2 separate regions of the Homo sapiens genome follow, and region 1 is linked to region 2. A link is an interaction called in ENCODE POLR2A ChIA-PET data of the cell type or tissue named here. Cell type or tissue: PC-3. All regions are shown on one strand. Links, peaks and the distances in the headings refer to the core of each region. The heading gives the core; the rest is flanking DNA. Region 1 holds the start of LINC02635 (long intergenic non-protein coding RNA 2635). Region 2 overlaps PARD3 (par-3 family cell polarity regulator).

Region 1 (12,226 bases), core at 4,060-6,559, 320 kb before region 2:
TATCAAGTCAGCCACAAATGCCGGCCCGTTATCTGAGCCGATCCGTAAGGGCAGTCCAAATCTAGGAATAAGATCTCGAAGAAGCACACGGGTTACTTCACGAGCTTTCTCAGTTCATGTTGGATAAGCCTCCACCCACCCAGAGTAGGCACACATGAGAACTAGTAAATACTTGTTACCTCCACACTTTGGCATCTCTGTGGAATCTACCTGGAGATCTTCAAAGGGGGCTGCTCCATAAGCCTGTATGCCGGGTGGAATGGCTGGACCTTGCCTCGCATTATGCTGTCAGCAGGTAACACACTGCTGCGTCACTATTTTGGCAGGGGCTGACAAATGTGAGATGTAGAAATACCAGCCTAACAACTTTTCAAGTGACTCCTGGCCTAGATGGGTGGTTTTATGCACAGCCAGTACAACTGCAGCTCCTAACAGCTGTGGCACAGCTACTCTCCCATCTGGTAACCAAATCCATCCTTCCTGCATCACTTGTCCTCCATCTTCCTGGAGAAAGTCCTTTTCTTTAGAATAAGTAGGTGCAAGATCAGGTGCTTGAGGGAGCAGAGGGGCTGTGACTGATGCCCGGAAGGGGGCAGTTGCTGCTTTTCGAGCCTCTGGGTCAGCGAGGGAATTCCCCAAACCCACCAAGGTGGAAGCTCGCTGGTGTCCTCTGCAATGCATAACTGACACCTTGTGGGGTTTCCATACTGCTTCTAATAATTGCAAGATTTCTTGTTGATATTTTATGTCTTTTCCCCCAGAGTTCAATAGGCCCTTTTCTTTATATCATGTTCCATGCACTTGAAGGGTTAAAAAGGCATACGGAGAATCAGTGTAAACGTTTACAGTCTTACCTTCACTGAGTTCTAAGGCCCGAATTAAAGCAATGAGTTCAGCTTTCTGGGCTGAAGTGCCCTAGGGCAATGATCTGGCTTCAACAACAGTGTCCAGGGTTACCACCGCACACCCTGCACCTCTCTCTCCTTGTGGGTTGATGAAGCTGCTCCCGTCCACGTGTAGTTCCCAGTCTACTGATGCCCAAGGCTGGTCCCGGAGGTCAGGTCTGCTAGAGTAAACTGAGTCTAACACTTCTACACAATCATGCTCGACAGTGCTCTCTGATACCGGGAGCAAGGTGGTGGGGTTCAGGATGTTACAAACTTCAGCGGTTATATGGGGATTTTCACAGAGCAAACTTTGGAACTTGGTGAGTCTAGCATTCATTAGCCAATGATGTCCTTTAGTATTCATTAAAGTCACAGCATGGGGGGCCTTTATGTTCAGGTTTTGCCCAAGAGTCAGCTTATTTGCTTCTTCACTAGCAGGGCAGTTGCTGCCAAGGCCCTCAAACATGGGCCATCCTTTAGACCCCACAGTTTGGGTTAAAACTCCAACTGCCATCTTTTCTCTCTCTCTGACACATACAATGTAAAAGGCTTTGTCAGATTGGGTAGCCCCAGGGCTGGGGCTGACGTAAGTTTTTCCTTTAACTCATGAAAGGCTTGCTGTTGTTGGGATCCTCATTCAAAAATTTCCCGGTCCTCCCTCTTTGTGACCTCAAAGGCTTGGCTAATACTGCAAAGTTTGGGATCCACAGTCTACAAAACCCCACAGCTCCTAAGAATTCTGTCAACTGCCTTCTGCTCTTAGGCTCCAGTAGATTGCAAATAACCTGCTTTCTTTCTGACCCCAGGCTGCGCTCCCCCTGTCGGATAGTAAATCCCAAGTAACGTACCTGCTGTCGGGAGATCTGAGCTTTTTTCTTGGACACCTTATACCCACAGTCCTCCAGGTGCCGGAGTAGGGCATCCATTCCCTTGGCGCACCCAACTGCTGTGGGGTGTCCCAGCAAAAGGTCATCAACGTACTGGAGCAATACACAGCCTAGGTGTCTGGTGGGAAATTCCTGGAGGTCTCGAGCCAATGCCTCCCCAAAGATGGTGGGGGAGTCCTTGAACCCTTGGGGAAGCCGGGTCTAAGTGTATTGAGTAGTGATAACTGACTCCAGATCTTCCCACTGAAAGGCAAACAGCTTCTGGCTCTCACGGGCTAATCTGATACTAAAGAAAGCGTCTTTCAGGTCCAAGCAGGTGAACCACCTGTCCTCAGCTGGCAACAACCCCAACAATGTGCACGGGTTAGATACTGTTGGATGTAAAGTCACTGTAGCTTGATTAACCAAGCGCAAATCCTGTACCAGCCTGTAGTCCTTGGTCCCTGGCTTGGGAACAGGCAGGAGGGGAGTGTTCCATGGAGAATGACAAGGAACTATAATTCCAAAAGTTTTTAGGTGCTTGAGATGGACCTGGATACCTTTAAGAGCTTCTCTGGGGACCGGGTACTGTTTTTGCCTAACCAGCTGGGCCCCAGGCTTAACTTCTACAAGTACGTGGGCTTGGTTGACTGCCAACCCTGGAGGGTTGTCTTCTGCCCATACTCTTGGCCACCGCTTAGCCAGAGCTGGTCTTATCTCTTGGCTTGGCTCAGTTAAGAAAAGTCTCCGTTCCTCCTCTCGGGGAACCGTAAGGGTCATAATGACTCCCGTTCTGGGTAATGTTAGCAGCAAAGAGCCATGCTCTGTAAAAGAGATAGTGGCTCTCAGCTTGCTAAGCAAGTCCCTTCCCAACAAGGGCAAGGGACAGTCAGGCATGTACAAAAACTGATGAATCACTTTATGTCCTCCTACAGCACGAGTCCGGGGCCAGCAGAAAGCTTGCTTTGCTGAAACCCCCATGGCTCTGATTATGTCAATAGTCTTTTTGGATAAGGGGGTGACTGGGGCGGTTACTACTGAATGTTCAGAACCGGCATCTAAAAGAAAATCAATGTCTTTACCCCCGACTATCATTCTAACCATAGGCTCTTTGGGGGCACTTGAGCCCGGTCCCCCTCAGTCCAGTAACCCTTCTGCCAGGTTGAGCAGGGCCCCTTCCTCCTTGTCTGGGGCCTCCTGCTCTGAGTCACCTTGTTTTCTTTTTAGCTGAGGGCATTTGTTCTTCCAATGTCTTTTTTTTTTTTTTTTTTTTTTTTTACAATAAGCACACTGGTTACGCTGCAAACTCTGACAGCCAAGCTGAGTTTCTTTCCCAGGACCCCCCTTCCCTTGCCTCTTTGTGGGGACCCCTCTGATTGCTGCAGCTAACAGGTCAGCATTTCGCCGGGCCTGACATTCATTCTCTTTGCGGTTTTCCTTATGGCTTACTGCATCCCTGTTTACAAACACCTGGTTAGCTATTTCTAATAACTGATGTGTTCATCCCTGCAAACCCAGCCTGTTTCTGCAGTTTTCTTCTAATGTTTTCTGCGCTTTGACTAAGTAAAGCCATGTTAATCATGCACTGATTTTTAAGGCTATCAGGATCAAAGGGAGTATACATACGATAGGCCTCACACAGTCTCTCATAGAATTGTGCTGGACTTTCTTCTTTTCCCTGAATGACCTCAGAGACCTTAGTAACGTTTGTAGCCTTCTGGGCTCCCCTCTTTAATCCTTCCAAGAGAGCTTCCCTGTATCAGTTTAGCCTTTGCTTATCCTTTCTTTCATTTGGGTCCCACTGGGGGTTGGTTCCTGGTAACGGGGTCCTTACATACCCTTGGGGGTTTTGGTAATCAGCTGGTGCATGTTCCTCTAGCCACTTAGTTGCTGCTTGGAGCACTCTCCACCTTTCATCTGTGTTAAAGAGGAACATGAGCAACTGGTGGCAATCAGCCCAGGTGGGGTTGTGGGTCTGGATAATAGTTTGGAGCAAATCAATTAGAGCTTGTGGCTTTTCAGTATAGGATGGGTTTTTCCAGTTGAGAAGGTCGGCAGAGGTGAAGGGCTGGCACACAAAAACACGCCTCTCCACCATGTGACCATCTTCATCTATCCCAGTATACCGCTGCTCTCTCAGGGGCATTTGTATCCCAGTTTTGGGTCATAAAAGAGCTGCTAAGGGAGGGGTTTCTCCCAAGTCTTCACCTCCTCTCTTGTCTACTCTGGGTGGCCTACGGATATGCTTGTTTTGCGGAGGCACAAGCACTGTGGGCTCTACTGTGGGGAGCCTCTTTCCCTGGTAAGGGGAGGACACCACTGGGATCACTGGTGCCATCTCCTGCAATGGATCTTCTGATGATGGGTCGAACAGAACTTCTGGTGTTGATTTCCCTGGGCGGGTGGAGCGGGATCCTTCCTTAGCTATCTGTCCCTTTGCTACTAGCACTGCTGCTGTCTGCCCTCTTAGTCACTGTGGGGGGTCTAGCACCAGCTGTAACCAAGTGTCTATGTATGGGAACTGGTCTAGGTATCCTTTACCAGTTACCTTGTGCCACACCTTAGAAACAAGGGACCTGTCCAGGCTTCCTTCTGATGGCCAACCCACTTCTAATGTTGGCCAATCTATTTCACACGAAGTTCTATGTTTCCCTGGTGTCATAGTAACCCCATAGTCTCCACTAAATCCTTCCTTGGAATTTTTCAACATAGCTCCTTGTGGAGTGGGCTTACTTTTGTCTGACCCATGTTTCCTGAAGACAAAACACCACACTCATACCACACGCACACCACAGAACAAAGAATGGGTAAAAAGGACACACACACACTTTTTCAGTTTACACCAGGCCAGAATCAAAACCAAAATCAGAGTATCCAGAAATCCAAGCCAGGTCAAAACCAAAACCATAGTATCAAGCAATTCAAGTCAAGTCAAAAACAAGAACCAAAGTGCCGGTACAGGCACACCGTGGGTGATCAGGCCATGCTTCCACTCAAATGGAGCGAGCAAGTTCCAAAGACCAGTCTTACCAAGTTTCAGATGTCCGGACTCCAAGTGCCCATTCCTTCCCAGTGTTCAGCCACTGCGTTGATCCTCCGCGGGGGCCTGCCACACACTGCTCTGATGAGGCGTTCCACCGGGGCAATTGCTTACCCGGGAGCCCTCTCAGGATCCACCTCGCTCGAGCTGGTCAGAGTCCCCTGCAGGGATGTTCCACAGGGCAGGCCTAAGGGGCTGCCTCGACCCGTCCCTTAATCACCTCGCTTCCTGGTCAGGGAACCAAGAAATGTAGCAGGACTGGCTGCAGACAAAACTCCTCAGACGCCGGATTGAAGAAGGAAGAGGTTTTTATTCGGCTGGGAGCGTTGGCAGACTCACGTCTTAAGAGCCCAGCTCCCCGAAGACAGAGTTCCTGGCCCTTTTAAGGGCTTACAACTCTAAGGGGGTCCACGTGAAAGAAAGGGTCGTGATGGATTGAGAGCACATGTGGTTAGAGTGGGGGGGCGTTAATCTTTTAACCTCAGGCCAGGTCATCAGTGGCACCGGCTGGTCTTGCCACTGACTTCATTGCTATTGTTTTTCAACTTTTACTTCCTCCTGCTCTTCAGAGACAGGAGACGGTAAGAGAAATGGCTGCACTCCAGCTTGGGCAACACAGTGAGACCCTGTCTCTAAAATAATAATAATAATAATAATAATAATAATAATAATAATAATAAAAGATGGAGCACTAGATCAAGACTGAAAGACCTTGATTTAAGTGAGAATAGCAGAGTAGTGTGTATAGTAAATATCATCTGTCTAAAAAAAGAAAAGCTGAAAAATATGTATTTATAAAATCTCTCTGGGCTAGGCGTGGTGGCTCATGCCTGTAATCCCAGCACTTTGGGAGGCCGAGATGGGCAGATCACCTGAGGTCAGGAGTTCAAGACCAAATTGGCCAACATGGTGAAACCCCGTCACTAATAAAAATACAAAAAATTAGCTGGGCGTGGTGTCGGGCGCCTGTAATCCCAGCTTCTAGGGAGGCTGAGGCCAGAAAATCACTTGAACCTGAAAGGCAGAGGTTGCAGTGAGCTGAGATTGTGCCCACTGCACTCCAGCCTGGGTGACAGAGCAAGACTCTGTCTCAAAAAAAAAAGAAAAGAAAGAAATCTCTGGAAGGTTACTTAAGAAATGAAAAACATCAAGGGCTTCTGCAGAGGAGAGGCAGGAGGCTGGGGCCCAGGGAGACAGGATTTCCACTATATCCCTAAGTATATTTTGGGTTTTGAACCATGTGAATATATTACCTATGCAAAAAATAAATTAAAAAGTATAATATATTTATTATAAATATAAAAAAGTATGAATAAAAAAGGTTTGAGGCTGGGAGTGGTGGCTCACATTTGTAATCCCAGCACTTTGGGAGGCTGAGGAGGGAGGATTGCTTGAGGCCAGGAGTTTGAGTCCAGCCTGGGCAACATAGCAAGACCTCCCCCCTCAACAAAACAAAACAAAACAAAAAAAGTGTTGAGTTTGAATTCTAAGCCACTAGATAACTTTGGAAACATCACTTTCCCCGTCTGTAAAATGGAGAAAACAGTACCTGTTTCAGGCAGTCTTTGCAAGAAGTGAGTGGCTTGTGAGTGTTGGTGACCCTCTGAGGCACCCCACAGAGGTAAGGGCTTGTCCTCTGGCCTCCCGATTCCCCCGGGCCCTCCCTCCTTCTCACCCTGTCTTGCCCTTCAAATGAAGCTGTCAAGGCCAAACTGTGCGCCTGCCAAGATGGCCCCCACTGGAATTCTTCCCTTGGCTCTCTGCCTGTTGGAACACAGCTAATAGCATGAAGGAAAAGCCACACTTCGAGGATCTGGGCATTTCAAAGCAGTCAAGCAGCTCTTTTTGTTTTCTCAGGCTCTCCGCTTGCCAGCTAGTTCCACACATTAGAAATATTTTGGGTCAGCTCTGCAGTTCTCAACCATAGCGCATCCGTCTTGTTTCATGACTACTTCCCTATAATAGCTCTGGGAAAAACTGCACTGGGCCTCGTCCCAAACCACGCTGCTGGCATCCCAAGCTGCATTCAATATGGTGCCTTCGGGTAGTAATTATAAGAGAAGTCGAAAACTCCTGCGACTTCCTCGGGTTTGGTCTGGAGCTGTTTGGGTTGAGTTTCTAGAGAGTTGTCGTCACTATGACCTTCAATGCTTGAGGCAGGAAGAGGAGTTTAATTTACCATGTTTCTGCTGGTTCCAATAACCCTGCTCTTCTCTGCAGCCCGGTGGCTTTTTTTTCCTCCTTGATGTGGATATTTATTGAGTGTCGATGCAAAATGTGATGCTGAAGGAGGTACTTTTTTTTTTTTTTGAGACGGATTGCAGGCATGAGCCACTGCACCCGGCCGAGGTGCTTTCTTTGTTGCCTGGGATATGGCTGCCAGATTTGGCAAATGAAAATGCAGGATACCCAGTTATATCAGAATTTCAGGTAGTGAAGAATTTTTTAGTATAAGGATGTCCTGTGCAATTTTTAGGATATACATTGGAATTATTTATTGTTTTAGTATATAAATATGTCCCATGCAATGTCTGTTTTTTTGTTGGTTTGATTGAGTTTTTTGTTTGTTTGTTTGTTTGTTTGTTTTGCCTTTGTTTTTTGAGACAAGGCCTCACTCTGTTGCCCAGGTTGGACTGCAGTGGTGTAATCTCAACTCACTGCAGCCTCGACCTCCTGGGCTCAAGCAATCCTCCTGCCTCAGCTTGTCACGTAGCCAGAATTACAGGCGCACAACACCATGCCTGGCTAATTTCTAAATGTTTTCAAATATAAGGTCTTTCTATGTTGCCCAGGCTGGTCTCTAACTCCTTGGCTCAAACACTGCCTCAGCCTCCCAAAGTGCTGGGATTACAGATGCGAGTCATCATGCTCGGGCCTCCCATGGAGTATTTGCACATACTTACATTATAAATTATTCACTGTTTATCTGAAATTCAGATTTAACTGGTTGTCCTGTATTTAATTAATTAATTTATTTATTCATTTATTTATTTTCTGTCCCTAATACTTTATTGGTCATTTCCAGGTCTGTGTGCAGCTGGGTGGGTTTTGGGGAGGGTGTCACTATTCACCAGCTCCCAGTTGGAAGCATGAGAAGGCCTTGGCCTAGCTCTCCAGGGTCCCAGGCTGTACAGTTTAGAGAGGAAGATCTGGCCTTTCCTGGGTCAACACAGGGCACTCATGGAGGGGCACAAGCTCATGATCCATCAGCCAGCCTAGTTGTGTTTGGAGAAATATTCCTTGCTGTCATTCACGCTGGGCTTGATCATGTCACTGCCAGGCTTCCAGCCAGCAGGACAAATTTCCGGGTGCTCGTCTGTGTACTGGAAGGCCTGGACCAGCCGCAGGGCCTCATCCACAAAGTGTCCCACAGGCCAATCATTAACAGCGATCTGGGGAAGGACATCCTTGCCATGGATGATAAAGAGGTCCCTGCAGGCCAGGCGTGGTGGCTCACAGATGTAATCCCAGCACTTTGGGAGGCCGAGGCAGGCAGATCACCTGAGGTCAGGAGTTCGAGACCAGCCTGACTGACGTGAAGAAACCCCGTCTCTACTAAAAATACAAAAATTAGCCAGGCGTGGTCGCGCACTCCAGTAATCCCAGGTACTCGGGAAGCTGAGGCAGGAGAATCACTTGAACCGGAGAGGCGAAGGTTGCAGTGAGCCGAGATTGCATCATTGCACTCCAGCCTGGGCCACTCCGTCTCAAAAAAAAAAAAAAAAAGCCCCTGCAGACAATGCCCTCGTCTGTTTTCAACACGCCGTAATTCTCAGACAACTTCAGGTCACGTCAGCAAGCAGAGGGGTGTCCAGGGACTCAAAGCCTCCCTCCTTCCGGGGGATGTTGATCCAAGCCAGGTGGGTGAACTGAGCCCACCGAGGTCCCCAGCACTTTGCAGCTTTCGGAAGCCCTCAGCATGGTCGCTGAATGCGATGATCTCTGTGGGGGCACACGAAAGTGAAGTCCAAGGCTCAGTGGCTCACACCTGTAATCCCAGCACTTTGGGAGGCTGAGGCTGGCAAATCACCTGAGGTCAGGAGTTCAAGACTGACCTGGCCAACATGGTGAAATCCCATCTCTACTAAAAATACAAAATTAGCAGGGCAAGGTGGCATGTGCTTGTAGTCCCAGCTACTTGGGAGGCTGAGGCAAGAGAATCGCTTGAACCCACGAGGCAGAGGTTGCAGTTAGCTGACATCGAGCCACTGCACCCCAGCTTGGACAACAGAGCTAGACTCTGTTTAAAAAAAAAAAAAAAAAAGTGAAGTCCAGAGGATGGAAAAGAGGACCACGTGCTTCCCTCTGTAGTCCAACAGCTTTACCTCCCTGTAGGTGCCATCCACCACGGCAGTGGCCTTGAAGTCAGGGGTGAGCTTTCCAATGTGCATGTTACCGGAGGCCATGACTGAAAGCTCCACGGGCAAAGGCCAGATGCAGGATAACCGGATGCGTGGACCCGTGCTCTCAGTGCCCTGGGCATCCTGTATCTATTTACCCGGCCACTCTGCCTGTGAAAGACATGAGCAGAATTCTCTTCAGTCATGCAGAGGAGATAAGAGGCCCATTCCTCTTGTTCTCTGGCCTGAGCCTGCTTCTTTATTTTCTTATTATTTTTTATTATTTTTATTTTTTAGAGATGATCTCACTCTGCTGCCAAGTCTCAAGTTCAGTGGCATGATCATGGCTCACTGCAGCCTCTAACTCCTGGCTCAAGCGATCCTCCCATCAACCTCTGGAGTAGCTGGGACTACAGGCGCACACTACCATGCCTGGCTAATTATCATTATTTTTTAAATTTCTTCTAGAAACAAGGTCTTGCTCTGTTGCCCAGGCTGCTCTTGAACGCCTGGACTCAAGTGATCCTCCCACCTCAACCTCCCAAAGTACTGAAATTACAAGTGTGAGCCACTGTGCCCAATCTGGCCTGAGCTTGCTTCTTTAGCCCAACTCTCCACCCTTGGGCCACAACATGAGAACTCCCCACAGGGACAAGTCCCCAGTGCGCTTGCTTTGACTGACACTCTCTACTGCGCACGGGGCCTTGCCCTGCCTGGCACCCACTTCCAGAGCCCACCTAACCTCTGAGTCCTGCGGCTGCCGCTCTGCCTGCACCTGGGATCCGCCCACGCGGCTCGGCTGGGGCTGCCTTGCTCCCTCTTTAGCCACACATCCACACTTGGTTTCCACCTGGGTTTCTTCTGTGTCCACTCTGAGGAATAATTCAGGCTGATTCCTGATTCCATGCAACCTGAGACCCTGCTCGGGTTCTGGATCCTGTGACCCTAGCTCTCAGCAGATCTGTCCTGTCCTGTTTTTTTTTTGTTTGTTTGTTTTGTTTTGTTTTTTTAGACGGAGTTTCGCTCTGTCGCCCAGGCTGGAGTGCAGCGTCGTGATCTCTGCTCACTGCAACCTCTGCCTCCCTGGTTCAAGTGATTCTCCTGCCTTAGCCTCCCAAGTAGCTAGGATTACAGGCACACGCCACCATGCCCAGCCAATTTTTGTAGTTTTAGTGGAGACGGGGGTTTCACCATGTTGGCCAGGCTGGTCTCGAACTCCTGACCTCAAGTGATCCACCTGCCTCGGGCTCCCAAAGTGCTGGGATTACAGGTGTGAGCCACCATGCCCTGTCCTCTTAAAATGGTTCTGCCTGCTGACTTGATGTTAGAATCTAGCTCAGAGAGGATTTTTTTTTTAAAGAAGAAGCAGCCGCTATCAGTCTAGAGGCCCTACTTCCATAAACCCAGACACTCTCCTTGAAATCCTGTTATCAAAAGCCCCAAGCCAATTCTGAAGGCAGGAGTCCATGTGCAGCCGGGCAGAGTCCCAGCCAGCACCCTCTCCATGGGCTTTCTCTTCTCAGGGGAGGCAGCGATTGGGGTGCACTTTCTGCACTTTTATTCTGGCTCAGCAGGTGAGTCCCCAATACAGTCTGGGCCAGAGTCCTTAAAGAGAGCTGTGGCATCTGAGAAAACAGAATTCAAACTCACTTCTGGATGTCTTTGTGATGCCAGATGCCCTGCTGGCTCCTGGGAGCACACACTCACTCAATGACCTAAATGCCCTGGGACCCTCTTGCAAGACGGGCCATGTGAATGGAGCCATCCTGCCAGCTGGTGGCCTCCAAGATGGCACACAAAGCTGCCTCCCTGTGACTTCTTAAAGTCCGACCTTTGGCCAGAGGACATAAAGTATCAAATCTGTGTTTGTTTGCTGGTCTGCCATGACAAAACACCACCAACTGAATGGCTGAAAGCCACAGAAGTCTATTGTCTCCTGGTTCTGGAGCTCAGGAGTCCAAAATCAAGGTGTTGGCAGGGTCGTCCTCCCTCTGAAGCCTGCAGAGGAAAACCCTTCCTTGACTCAGCCTAACTTCTGGTGGTTTGCTGGCCATGTTTGGCATTCCTTGGCTTCTGACAGGTCCCTCCCACCTTCTGTTGTCACATGGCGTTCTCCCCTGTCTTGTGGGCCAGAGGCTGCCCATGAACAAAATATTTTAACACACACTGGTTGGTTTTTAACAGACAAAAATCAGAAAAGTATGCACAAAAATCTGGATTTCCATAGGCCTTTGTAACTGTGACCACAGCTTAGGCTTTGCTGGGGAGCAGGTAACAGTCTTATCACCAGCATGAGTGTACATGGGTTTGTTGTGTCTTTTTCCAAGAATAAGCACAGAAGAAGGGTGGAGGGAATAGCTTCTGTGCATGTGAGGTGGGATGTGAGAGTGGGGACAGAGGGAGAAAGACAAAATGCCCACAGGCAGGCTGGACGCGGTGGCTCATGCCCGTAATCCCAGCACTTTGGGAGGCTGAGGTGGGTGGATCAAAGCCTGGCCAACATGGTAAAACCCTGACTCTACTAAAAATACAAAAATTAGCTGGTCATGGTGGTGCCCGCCTGTCATCCCAGCTACCCGGGAGCCTGAAGCAGGAGAATTGCTTGAACCTGGGAGGTGGAGGTTACAGTGAGCCAAGATCACACCACTGCACTCCAGCCTGGGCAACAGAGCAAGACTCCATCTGAAAAAAAAAAAAAAAAACATTATCCAGAGGCAGGAGCTGGTGGCAAAAAATGCCCTGGGTGGTTTGGGGCAGGATAGCTCTGTGTGAGGAGCTGGAGGCCCAACACTCATCCCCCTATGGCCCTGGCCCCGGGCTGTGTTCCTGAAATTCACATCAACTCTCCTCACCTGCCGAGGTGGGCAGATCATTTGAGGTCAGGAGTTTGAGACCAGCCTGGCCAACATGGCAAAACCCTGTCTCTACTAAAAATACAAAAATTAGCCAGGTGCGGTGGCACGCGCCTATAATCCCAGCTAGTCAGGAGGCTGACCCAGGAGAATCGCTTGAACCCGGGAGGTGGAGGTTGCAGTGAGCTGACATCGCGCCATTGCACTCCAGCCTGTGCAACAGAGCAAGACTCCATCTCAA
Region 2 (12,226 bases), core at 5,528-8,027:
CTTTCTAAAAGCATAACAATAAGCAAATCCTTTTGGATTTTGATGGATTGGTTCTTTTGTATTGAATGATGATTAAGGTTATTACAGGCACAGCACTCTCGCCTTCTTCCGAACATCTTTATCAAAAGTAATAATTATGCTACCCTCGATATGAAATGCACGTCACTCTCCTTTCATATGTTCTCTGATTTCAACTGTGCCAAGTTTTAATTAATGTACTTCAATAGTACGAAAACTTGAGCATCTATAATTACATCTTTAGTAGCAATATTTAAAACCTTTACTGACAATATATTTATCATAGAACACTTCCTGGAATTAAGGTCAGTTTATGTGGAACTGACATGCATTTCAGATAGGTTTTTTTTTATCTTGAAGGTTAAAAGTAGAATACAATATAGGAGAAGCTAAGAGAAGCCCATTAACATTACAATTTTTGTGGTTTATGGGGGGCAGTGGTGTTAAGTAAGTTTAACAAAGGCAGGGAATTTTAAAAATTACTCTTTACTTTTTTCTTCAACATCAAATTTGTATACCATAAAAAATTTTGACATTTTGCTAGTATGTGAGTGAGCCATTCCCAAGTCATCCTTTTCAAATGTTGTTTGTTTTTGAGTTCACGTTGAAGAACACGATTAAAAAAATTCTTTTGGTTTTTTAATTCAGTTCAGAACTGAATTTAAAAATCAGAAATCTCAGTGTCTCCTGCTCTTTGCTGCTTTCCTTCATGGCATCTGTTGTTACTCTTAGACTTCATTCATTCCCATTTTGTGGCTTGTTTGTGGAATTTAAAGTTCTTAAAAGCCCAATTTCCTGGTCTCCAGTTACTTTTAAGATGGACCCATTGGCTCCCCCTTGTGTCTACTCTTTGTATTGTCATCCTCCAGGCTCTTGGTTAAACAGCTTGTAAGGTAACTTTATTACTGCTCTTGAGGAAGGGACAATGGCTATATTCGTCAGCGTTCTCATCCCCTTATTTACTCTCCTCTGCATTCTGCCCTCTTCTGCGGGGTTGGTAGAGAATAGCTTGGGAAGAGCCATAAAATGGAAGGTCTTGAAAGCCAGACATCAGAGTGGAGTTTTGGAGTATGAATCGTGTGCTGGTAATTTATGCTCCTCCCCATTCTGCACTTTTCTCCAGGGTTGGTTGTGATGTCATGAACTTCTCTCCATCTCACACACACCCACAGTCATGTATGATCAGGAGTAACACAGGCTAGGGCAGTGCTTATTGTGTGTTATACATAAAACACACAAATCAATGTGAACTAATATTCTAGAACAATTTATAGACAAACAGGTGCATTGTGAAAAAAGCTAAATGGGGGCCTTAGAAGAGAAACTCATATATACCTTTATGTTGCATACAATTCGAACTCCACTTTGTAATGATTTGATAGGGTGTTAAGTTTATTTTTCCTTTGAACAAACCTCGTCTTCAAATTGTAACTATAACACAGGTAGGATTGCAGAGCAAGTGTGTTAAGGCACATAAAAGTCACTTGATACTAGATAAAGGGAGTAGCTGTTTCCTTAACAGGTTCAAATTGCAACTATTACTGTAAAAGTTGTTGACGTGCTCAGCAAATGGTGGGTGGAAATGTTGGACTCAGAAAAAGGATTTGTCCTGGGCACGTCCGTTTTCGTAACAAGAATATAAGGTAATTTTTAAGTGCTAATTTAATGGTTCTTACTGTAAGGCAACGGGAGTGTAGATGGGGAAAGCTGGTAACAGGTGTGTGCAGTCACGGAGCGATGGCAATGTCAGAAAAGGTGGGGGTCAAAATTGTTTTGGACATTGATCGGAATTAAGGAAAGCATAGATGTGGAAAGGTGCAGTGTGTGTCCATATCACGGCAGAGTGTCTGCGGGAGAGTGACTTGGGAGGAGCTGTAGGATGGAAGATCTTGAAAGCTCCACATTAGAGGTGAACTTGGAGCATCTTGTGATTGCAGGGCAAATGGGTTGTGGGAAATGGAGAAGTAAGAAGTAGATTGTGATTGGTTTTTGTGTTCAATGTGATATAACTTAGCAATGCAGGAGTTTTTGTGGAACCTGGAACTCTATTTTTGTTTTTCATCTGTTGAACTTGTGCCATTCTGTAGAGAGTTATAGATATTTTTCCATAGAAAGGCAGGCAGTGCAGCTTGGATTCTAGAGCAGAGAGTTTGGATTCTGTTGGCTTGAGTTCGAAGTTCAGCCCTGCTGTTTATTGGCTGTGTGACCTTGGGCAAGTTACTTAACCTTTTAGCACGTCTGTAAAATCATGATAACAATTGTACCGATTGCATGGGATGTTGTGATGGTGAAAACATTGTTATATGATATCACCTTATACATGTTAGCTATTATTCTTGCCATTTTTTTGTATTTGCAAATTCTTTCCCAGGAGCCAGTAGTGGAATAATGTTTACAGTAGTTCTTTGAACTTTTTTTTTTTTTTTTACAGTTTTACTGGCACCAAATGTGTTTATCTACACCTAGTCCCCATTAGAACCATGCAATTACATTCATGTTTGTATAAAGGTTGTCAGTTTAATATTCAAGCAATTAATAAAGACAAGGTGTGAGTTTTTCTGTTAATGCACCTCTGTCTTAATGTGAAGCAACGTATAAGCATGCATCTTACCATAATTGGTGTGCATGTCTGTGTACATGGGCACAAACATTTCTCTTTCAGCCCTGTAATCACATCTCCAAGTAATCTAAGTCAAAAAGAGCAAAATCTAAGCCAGTGGACATGCTGAGGCTATCTCAGGGTCTTCTGGAATGATCAAGGCCAGAAATCCCATCTTCATATACATTTTTTTTTTTTTTTTTTGGAGTCGAGGTCTTGCTATGTTGCCCAGGCTAGAGTGCGGTGGCTATTCACAGGTGCGAACATAGCTCACTGCATCCTTGAGCTCCTGGGCTCAAGTGATCCTCCTGCCTCAGCCTCTTGTGTAGCTGGGACCACAGGTGCACCACCACACCTGGCAGTTTCAAATGCATTTTTATATAAAAGTGTGATGTTGGTCTGAGTCTTTTCCTCTTTACCTTGCAAACCTGGATTCATCATCATGGTTCATGTGGTATCTCGTGCTATACATGCTGGTTTTGTGTTCCTTGTGGGAGCATTTTTTTCTTTTTTCTTCAGAGAAGAGAAAGTTTGTCAAAACAAGGGCAAAGGTGAAGATGTATGGCTTTTCAAGTGCTTAAACGTGATGAACCTGTTTTTGTTGAGGGACTGAGGAAAGAGTATTATTGGATGTGAGGGAAGAAGCCAGTGGGATTCTTCCTTGCTGTCTAAGAGAGCATGATGTGAGTCAGGGGCTCTAGAAGGACATCACATGTTGCACATTTTAGTATCAGAAACAGGCTGTTTTCCTCAATGGGTTCTACTCTCAGATATTATCTTTTTTTAATGTTCGAACGTAATTTGCTTCCCCCCTAAAGAATACAGTCCTTGTAACAGCCCAAAATACCATTTTTCTGATTACTATCACTTATATAAGACCCTCCAAACCTTTCTCATCCTTGAAAGTGATCCATGCTAACACATAACACACTTTGTTCTCTTAAGCATGTGTGTTTTTTTGTTGTTGTTGTTGTTTTTTGCGAGTCTGTGCCCCCTCCCTTCCTTTAGAGCTCTAAGGTTTGTCATTAAAATGAGCACTTCCGTTTAAATGTCCTCCGGGCTCATCCATTTGCCTTAGCTACTCATTGTTTATTTGAAATGCAAATTTTTATATAACAGCCAAAATCTAACCCACTTACGCACTGTTAACTTTATATGTAAGCTCCTTCTTATAACTAAAGAATTCACATGGTGGTTAGTTATGGTTGCAGTCTGCCTTGCACTAACGTATTTTCATTTTCTAGAATGTATATGCATGCCTGTCTTTTCCTCATGGAGTCTTCTAGGGAAATCCTCAGCACACTGCGAGAGGGCAGTCATTTCCTTGTTAGGTGTGAGTGAGATGTGATCCATTCCCCAAACAGCGTGCATTTCAGTAAGGGCATTGTTTTTATGTGAGGCCGATCCATCCGTATCTATGCTATTGTCTGTTACTTGAAGAATATTGACTGTCTTGGAGTCGTATTTCTATCACATCTCTACCCTGCTGGCTTCACCATCTAAGTGGTCCTTCAGCAAACTTCTCAAACTAGACGCATTCCCTGTTTTCTGGGTTCTGGTGGTTAGCTTGGGAAGAAAGTGAAATGTGACTTGCCTAAGAAAGTAAGACCCCTCTCCCCATCACACCCATATGTGAAAGCTTCTTGGGCCATTATTCTTTTCATCTCAGCCAATAGCCTCTGTCCTTGCTCCTTGACATACTTCTTGATGACTGGTAGTGGACCAGCAAAGTAGTTAACCTGTCCCAAAATCACACACGAAGAGAGGCTAGTGTTTACAGAATTTCAGCCAGCGAGCCTGGTGCAGTGGCGTATGCTTCTTGTCCCAGCTGCTTAGAAGGCTGAGGTGGGAGAATCACTTGAGCCCAGGAGTTCAGATGTAGCACGGGAAGCATAGTGAGACCCTGTCTCTAACAACAGCAAATTCCAGCCAGCTTGCTTGGGAGCTCAGTGAGAACCCGGAGGAAAAAATGCTGGCCGTGTGGGTCAGATGCTGCGACTGACAGTGGGGATTGCTTGTTAAGCAAGAACAGATACTGTGCCTGCTTCTTGGAACTTCTTAGGGGCCAGTCATTAAGCAATGAAGTGACTGCACTCTGAAGTATAAAATTTGCCAGGAGGGTGATTGTATGGTACAACTGGAATAAGGGAATTTCACTTACAGCTTTCTTAGGAAAAAATAATTGTGTCGAAATCCAAAGCATGAGCAGAAGATAAGTGGCCAAATTGTCCACTTTGTTCTACCAAAAACAGAAAATTCCTTGTTATCCATGATGAAATGGGTCTAAGTAACTAATATGATACAGTTTTTGCAAAGCTCGGGTCTCTTACCAGCATACTGTATTAACGTCGCTTACAAAAAAACAACCAGCATGGCCTGGCCTTTGTTGATCTGTCAGCAGTGCTTATGGTTTTTGTCTTCACTGCAAGCCCCTCTTCAGGGACTGCGGTTGGCTGTAGAAAATGCAGTCCTTGGCTTCATTGTCCACACTTCCTGCCCAGAGCAGTAGTCTCTGTCTAGGGGACACCCACGTCTGGCTGGTGGGCAGGGAAGGGGCTTCACCAATTCCTGGTGTAAATCCGTTTCCCACTTTCTCTTCTTTATGTGCAGGCTTCTTCCTCTGCACAGAGAAAGCCTGTGACATGCCCTTTAGTGGGGAGTATCAAAGGGTTGTGAGTGCTCAGTATGTGAGAGAAAGACTAGTCTTAAGAGGACGTGTGTGTCATTCTTAGAACAACAAAAAGAAGACATGGAAAGTATTTGACTAATTGATTTTTGCCATTTGGAGCAAAAATCTAATTTTTGTCAAAGTGATGCTGGGACCATGTAATTTTGTGAAAGTGAAGCTGGAACACATAATTCCTCACACACTCAGCCTTGTGCGGGCGGCTGTGATTCCTTCGCCACCATGAAGTGAAGTGCATCCAAAGTGTGAGCCAGTGTACTGCCTTTTTTTTTTTTTTTTTTTTTTTTTTTTTTTTTTTTTTGAGACAGAGTTTCGTTCTTGTTGCCCAGTCTGGAGTGCAATGGCACAATCTCGGCTCACCACAACCTCTGCCTCCTGGGTTCAAGCGATTTTCCTGCCTCAGCCTCCCGAGTAGCTGGGATTACAGGCATATGCCACCATGCCAGGCTAATTTTGTATTTTTAGTAGGGACGAGATTTCTCCATGTTGGTCAGGCTGGTCTTGAACTCCTGACCTCAGGTGATCCGGCCACCTCGGCCTCCCAAAGTGCTGGGATTACAGGCGTGAGCCGCTGTGCCCGGCTGGACTGTGTTTCTTTTTGCACTTTTTGGTTTTTCATTTTAGTGTTCTTTTGTGCTTTCTGACCTAAGTGCTGGCAATGTGTACCTTCATGTGTGAATTGATTATGAAGACAATTTCTAAGAGCAATCCTCAAGACTCAGTTTTTGTCTGGCTTTCTGTAATCATTGAAGCAACTTAAAAAAAAATGTCCACTTCATCTTTAGAGTTCTCCCCCTGCCCAGGCACACAGGTCTCACTGCACACCCTATTCGTCACCCCACAAGATGCATGTGCTGTCTTTGGCTTAGCAGTTCACATGCAAATACAAATACAGTCACGTGCAGCATAAAAGCATTTCAGTCAGTGATGGACCACATAAACCACAATGGTCCCGTCAGATTATAATGGAACTGAGAAGTTCCTATTGTCTAGTGACGTCGTAGTGTCGACCTGCAGTGCAGTCCTTAGGTGTCTTTGGTGATGCTGCTGTGAAGAAACCTACTGTGCTGTGGTTGTATAAACGTCTAGCACATACAGTTGTGCACGGTGCATGGTGCTTGATCATGACAATCTTTGACTCTGTTACTGGCTTATGTATTTACTGTACTTTTTATTGTTATTTTAGAGAGTCATCCTTCTTTAAAAAAAAGCCCGTTGTAAAACAGCTTCAGGCAGGGCCTTCAGGAGGTTTCCAGAAGATGGCAGCTCCATGTGTGCTGTCACCTCTGAAGCCCTTCCAGTGGGACAGAGGTGCTGGTGGAAGACAGTGATGTTGATGATCCTGACCCTGTGTAGGTCTAGGCTAATGTGTGTGTGTGTGTGTCTTAGTTTTTCCCAACAATGTTTACAAAGTAAAAAACCATAATTTAAAAATGGAAAAAAGTTTATAGGATAAGGATAGAAAGGAAATATTTTTGTACAGTTGTCCAATGTGTGTGTGTTTAAGCCAAGTGTTATTATGAGTCAAAAAGTTGAAAAAATTAAAAGTATATAAAGTAAAAAAGTTACAGTAATCTAAGTTTAATTTATTGTGGAAGAAAGAATCTTTAGAAAATGTAGTGTAGCCTAAGCATGCAGTGTTTCTAAAGTTTACAGTGGTGTACACTCATGCCTTTGGCCTCGACACTCACTCACCACTCACTCACTCACCCAGGGCAACTTCCAGTCCCGCAAGCTCCATTCATGGTGAGTGCCCTGCATGGGCATACCATCATTCACCCTTTATACCATATGTTTGACTGTACCTTGTCTATGTTTGGATGCACAAATACTTACCATTGTGTTCCAGTTGCCTACAGTATTCAAGACAATAACACGTTGTACAGGTTTGTAGCCTAGGAGCAAGAGGCTATGCCATGTAGCCTAGGTGTGTAGGAGGCTCTACCCTCTAGGTCTGTGTAAGTGCACTCTAGCCTGATGGCACAACTATGAAATCCCTGAATCACACATTTCTGTTTTACCTTAATTAATTATGGAGATAAGGCCTTGCTGTGTTTCCCAGGCCGATCTCAAACTCCTGAGCTCAAATAATCCTCCTTCCTTGGCTCCCGAAGTGCTGAGATTACAGGTGTGAGTCCTGTGCCCAAGCCATGCGTCTCTCAGAATGAGTGTGCCCCTGTTAAGCGATGCATGTCTCTGTATGCTCATGTCATGCCTGGCCTTTACTGGCTACTTGTACAGTCATCTGTCAGCTGTGACTTTTGGGGCTATAAATCCATCAAAGTTCAGGAATCTCCCAAACTTGGTTCATTTAATGCTTAGCAGACGTAGCTCCACAGCCATATTTAAAACTGATGATGATGGTGTCCCTTGTTTGGAGGATTCATTTGTAAGTGACCATAATGAGTTTATCCTGGCCATTCCCCAGAGAACAGCAGGACTCCTGGTTCATCTAGGATGTGTGAAGTGACTGGCCCTCTGAGATTGCTGGGCTTCCTTAAAAATGTCACATACAAGGACATAGATTTTCACATTGTGTAGTATTGTTTATATCAGGGGTCCCCAACCCGCAGACCACTGTGTGGTACTGGTCCATGGCCCATTAGGAGCCAGGCTGCACAGCAGGAGGTGAGCAGCAGGGGAGGGAGCATTACTGACTGAGCTCCGCCGCCTGTCAGGTCAGCATCGGTGTTAGCGGAACTGTGTGTGAGGGATCTAGGTTGCACGCCCCTTTTGAGAATCTAACTAATGCCTGATGATCTGAGGCGGAGGCCAGATGGTTTCATCCTGAAACCATCCTCCCAAGCCCCCATTTGTGGAAAAATTGTCTTACATGAAACTGGTCCTTGTTGCCAAAAAAAAGTTGGGGGCCACTGGTTTAGATCTTGCAGTATTGTGAAGTAATTTTTGGTCTTCTGAGAGACTCCAAGCAGCACACCAGCATGAAAAGATGAGCCATTCACGGCAGCTCTTGGCATTGGTTTTAAGATGAAATACATCAATATTAAAAATAACTATAAAACATTCATGAAAGTTTTTGGAGTTTCTTTGAAGAATGTCTTTGAAGCTGACTTAACATTATTGCATTTATTACAGTTGCTCTGCAGTTCAACTGGGCTTTATAGGTTTGCATCTGGGGTTCACATATGCATTTTAAGACGAGGTTTGAGTCTGTTTGTATAAATCAAATGCAGTCCTCAGACTCATGTGCAGGCCGCATGGCGATCCCGGGATGAAGTAGATATTTCTATTTATAAACAGATTCCTGAGTACTTCAGATATTATTTGTATGTTGGACTCCTGTCTAGAATTGGCACATATCTACATGTACAGAGAAGAATAATGAAATGTCAGGGGTCTCACTGCACCCTCCTCTTTGATCCCATTCTCTGAGGTTTTAATTTGGGCCCAGGAAGCAGCACTTAAATATCCCTACTCCAGCTGCTAGCTTCAAACAATACAAAGCTAGGCTTCCAAATATATTTATCATTTCTTGGTTGAATATTTGCAAAAACTGACCTACCCTACGATTTCTCTCAAATAGGCCTTAGCAACTACAAATATGGATGAGAAGATAGAAAGGGAAGCTTTATGTTTGCTTGCATTTTAGCTAAAAGATAATTAGAAGTGCAATTTAAGTTATGATAATGGAAAAAAAGAGCTACACGTTAAGTGTGGTGCATTGACTGCATCGAGAAAAGGTGCAGTCTAAAGCCCAGCAAAGCTTAAAAGAGAAAAACTAGAAAAAAAGAACTTTTTGGAATATAAACTGTGACAGATTTTTTGTATTTTCTGTGGGCTTGAAAAGTCCTTAACGTTTTCGTTGTTACTGCCCTGGTACTATTTATGTGTTAGAATACAGAACAACTTTAAATTTGTGGAGTCTTATCAGTAGGACTGCTGGCTTTGCGAAACCCGTGCAAAACGGACACTTTGAAGTGACCTTCCCTGTTTAACTCATCCGCTCCTCCCTTCAGTGAGTACATACTACTGTGTGCGGTGTGCTCTTCCAGATGCTGGGATGCAGTAGTGAATGGAGACAAAGCCCCTGTCCTCATGGGCTTAGACTCCAGCTTATGACTTGTTGTTTATAATAAATAATGAACATTGTGAGGTTATTCACAGGAAGGGATGAATAATGGATGGATCTTCAAAACGTGATTCTGGTTAACTACAGACATCCTGAAGTTCCAGGTATAAAAAGCCTTCTTTAAAGCATACTATAGCAGTCAGAATGAATGAGTAGTTAATAAAGCTCTTTGCTGAAATAAAAGCAAATATGTTCACACTTCCAAAAAATAAATACCCAAGTGGGAGTTGTATGGTTCTGATGTCAAACATGTTATGAGACCATCAGAGGTATATGGAAATTTGGGGAGGAAGACAGTAATTATATAAAAGTGCATGCAAGCCTGGGCAATATAGGGAGACCCTGTCAGCCTGCAAAAAAATAATGATAATAAAAAATCGTAGCTGAAGGTGGTGGCATATACCTGTGGGTCCCAGCTGCTTGGGAGGCTAAGGTAGAATCACTAAGGAGAATCACTTGGGGCAGGGAAGTGGTGGCTGCAGTGAGCTATGATTGTGCTATTGCACTCCAGCCTGGGCGACAGAACGAGACCTTGTCTCACGCACACGAAAAGCAATTACTGAATTAGAGATGTGATGTGGGAAACGCTCCCATCTAAGTAATGACCAAGAATATTCCGTGATAGAGATGAAGTCTTAGCAGGACTTCCCTCTCAGGTTATTAGTGGTGATGATCCTGCTTTGTTTTATTACCTTATTACTATTATGCTCTCTGAGGTATGAAGTGATATTAATCTGTTTGCAGTGAGAAATAACACTTTATAGCATTGCTATCATTTAAACATATTAAAATATGTTGTAATGCAGAAAAACACCCTGGGGAGAGAGGTGAAAACTTAGGAGTTTAATTTGAAATGCAGTTGGGAAATTATTTGGACAGCAGAGAAAGCTTTAGGGCAAAATTTCAGTAATAAAGTATATTATTTTCTAAATTATTCATCAGGGAGTTGAGTTTGTTTTTCATGTACCTGGACTTAATCACGATTACAAAAAAATGCTTAGCTAATTGTAGTCATTCATCTATACTAATCCAAAAACAAAAATGAGGAGTTATTGATGGTTTTTATTTAGGTAAAACAATTTATTTGACTGTGAGTGGTTACATATGATAACCATATATTCAGTTATTTCTAACTTGCCTGTTTTGTGAAGAATGCTATTTTGTGACTGTTCCTGCGTCTCGCTATGTTTTGGGGGTTCTGGCCTAGTTCCTACAACATATACTCTTATCCCGGTTCTGTGTTGTCCTGGTGATTCTCCCAAGAGCTAATCAGTTAAAGAGATTTTCTTTTCCATTTTGGATTTTAGCTTGGAGTTTTACTCTTAGTAGTAAAATGGTATCTAAAAATAAAACGGGGAAGAATTAGAACATGTCAGATATAGTAACACGTTTTAATAATTTGCTCTAAAAATCTGCTCATCAGCTGATAACCTTTCGTTTGTCCACATGTCTGCTTTTTAAAACGCTTGGTTTCTTAATATCCCAGTGAGAACAGGCACCTGCAGAGATACTTAGTTGCTCCCAGCCGCAGCTGCAGAGCGACTTCTAGATTCTGCGTATCTTGGTTTATTTCATGCTGTTTTCTTTAAGCCATACTGTCTGCTGGTCAGATGGTAAGAGATACCTGTTTTGGAAAATTTGGTAAATAATCCAGGGTTACAAGTAAATTTAGCATAATGTAGAGGCTTTATTTTGCTCATTTAAAATATGTAGTCTTGGCCAGGCACAGTGGATCACACCTGTAATCCCAGCACTTTGGGAGGCTGAGGCAGGTGGATCACTTGACGTCAGGAGTTCGAGACCAGCCTGGTCAACACGATGAAACCCCGTCTCTACTAATAATACAAAAATTAGTTGGGCGTGGTGGTATGCGCCTGTAATTCCAGCTACTGGGGAGGCTGAGGCATGAGAATCTCTTGAACCTGGGAGGTAGAGGTTACAGTGAGCCGAGATCATATCACTGCACTCCAGTCTGGGTGACAGAGTGAAACTGTGTCTCCAAAAAATAAAATAAAATAAATCAAAATAAAATAAAAATAAAATAAAATAAAATAAAATAAAAATAGTGTTGGCTGGGTGTGATGGCTCATGCCTGTAATTCCAGCACTTTGGAAGGCCAAGGCGAGAGGATCATTTGAGGCCAGGAGTTTGAGACCAGCCTGGGCAACATAGTGAGACCCCATCACTACAAAATATAAAAAATTAGCTGGGTGTGGTGGCACTCGCCTGTAGTCCCAGCTATTCAGGAGGCTGATGCAGAAGGATTGCTTGAGCCCAGGAGTTCAAGGCTGAAGTGGGCCAGGATCTCATCATTGCACTCCAGCCTGGGCGACAGAGTAAGACCCTATTTCTAAAATAAATAAATAAAACATGTAGTTTTACCTCTATTCAGCAATTAGATTCCTTACAACTCATAAACTGTATGAGAAATTGAATTCCACTGTTTTTGTCACTGAGAATGCTCTTGTCCTAGCAGACCTGTGTGTGCTAAATTAAGGTCTGATCTCCATCAGTCACTAAGATGTGGCCAAACATAAAGGCTTTTCATAGTTGTTATACCCCGTAAGTGATGACCCTGAGAAATGAGAGTGAGACTGTCAAGGTACATCTTTTGTCCTTATTCCCTAGATTAGTTCTTGAAATAAGCCACCAGTTAAGAATTTTGGGATTTCCTGTGCACTGGCAGTGGTTGAAGGGTTTAACATGCCTGAAACCTTGAGCACAAATCCCTCCTGCAGCTGCCCTGGGCCATGTCAGCCGGCACCAGCCATGCTGTGGCACCAGAGAATAAGCCTGCACTTAATGTCATAGCATTTCAGAGAACTGTCGGAGC

What was found. ChIA-PET counts read pairs that join two places held together with the same protein. Peaks named below come from ENCODE experiments on the same cell type or tissue, not always from the same donor. Only the 100,000 strongest peaks of a DNase experiment are listed, where the experiment ranks them.
Region 1: POLR2A ChIA-PET joins it to region 2 with 5 read pairs; 4 of 35 experiments call an interaction of 5 or more read pairs at or near these places.

Annotation. Positions count from the first base shown.
Region 1 is chr10:34,962,042-34,974,267 of GRCh38, reverse strand. It overlaps LINC02635 (long intergenic non-protein coding RNA 2635), which reads right to left and starts at 1,250. Exons shown (of 2, transcript XR_001747419.1): 1 at 180-1,250; 2 at 1-95. It also overlaps the pseudogene PRDX2P2. In PC-3, for the core only: no CTCF peak of the experiment used is centred there; no DNase peak of the experiment used is centred there.
Region 2 is chr10:34,644,390-34,656,615 of GRCh38, reverse strand. The region is part of intron 2 of PARD3 (par-3 family cell polarity regulator); the gene reads left to right. Among named protein-coding and RNA genes, the nearest start is that of PARD3, 160 kb to the left of the region's middle. RefSeq lists a silencer at 6,120-6,319 and an enhancer at 7,263-7,362. In PC-3, for the core only: no CTCF peak of the experiment used is centred there; a DNase peak (open chromatin) is centred at 7,015.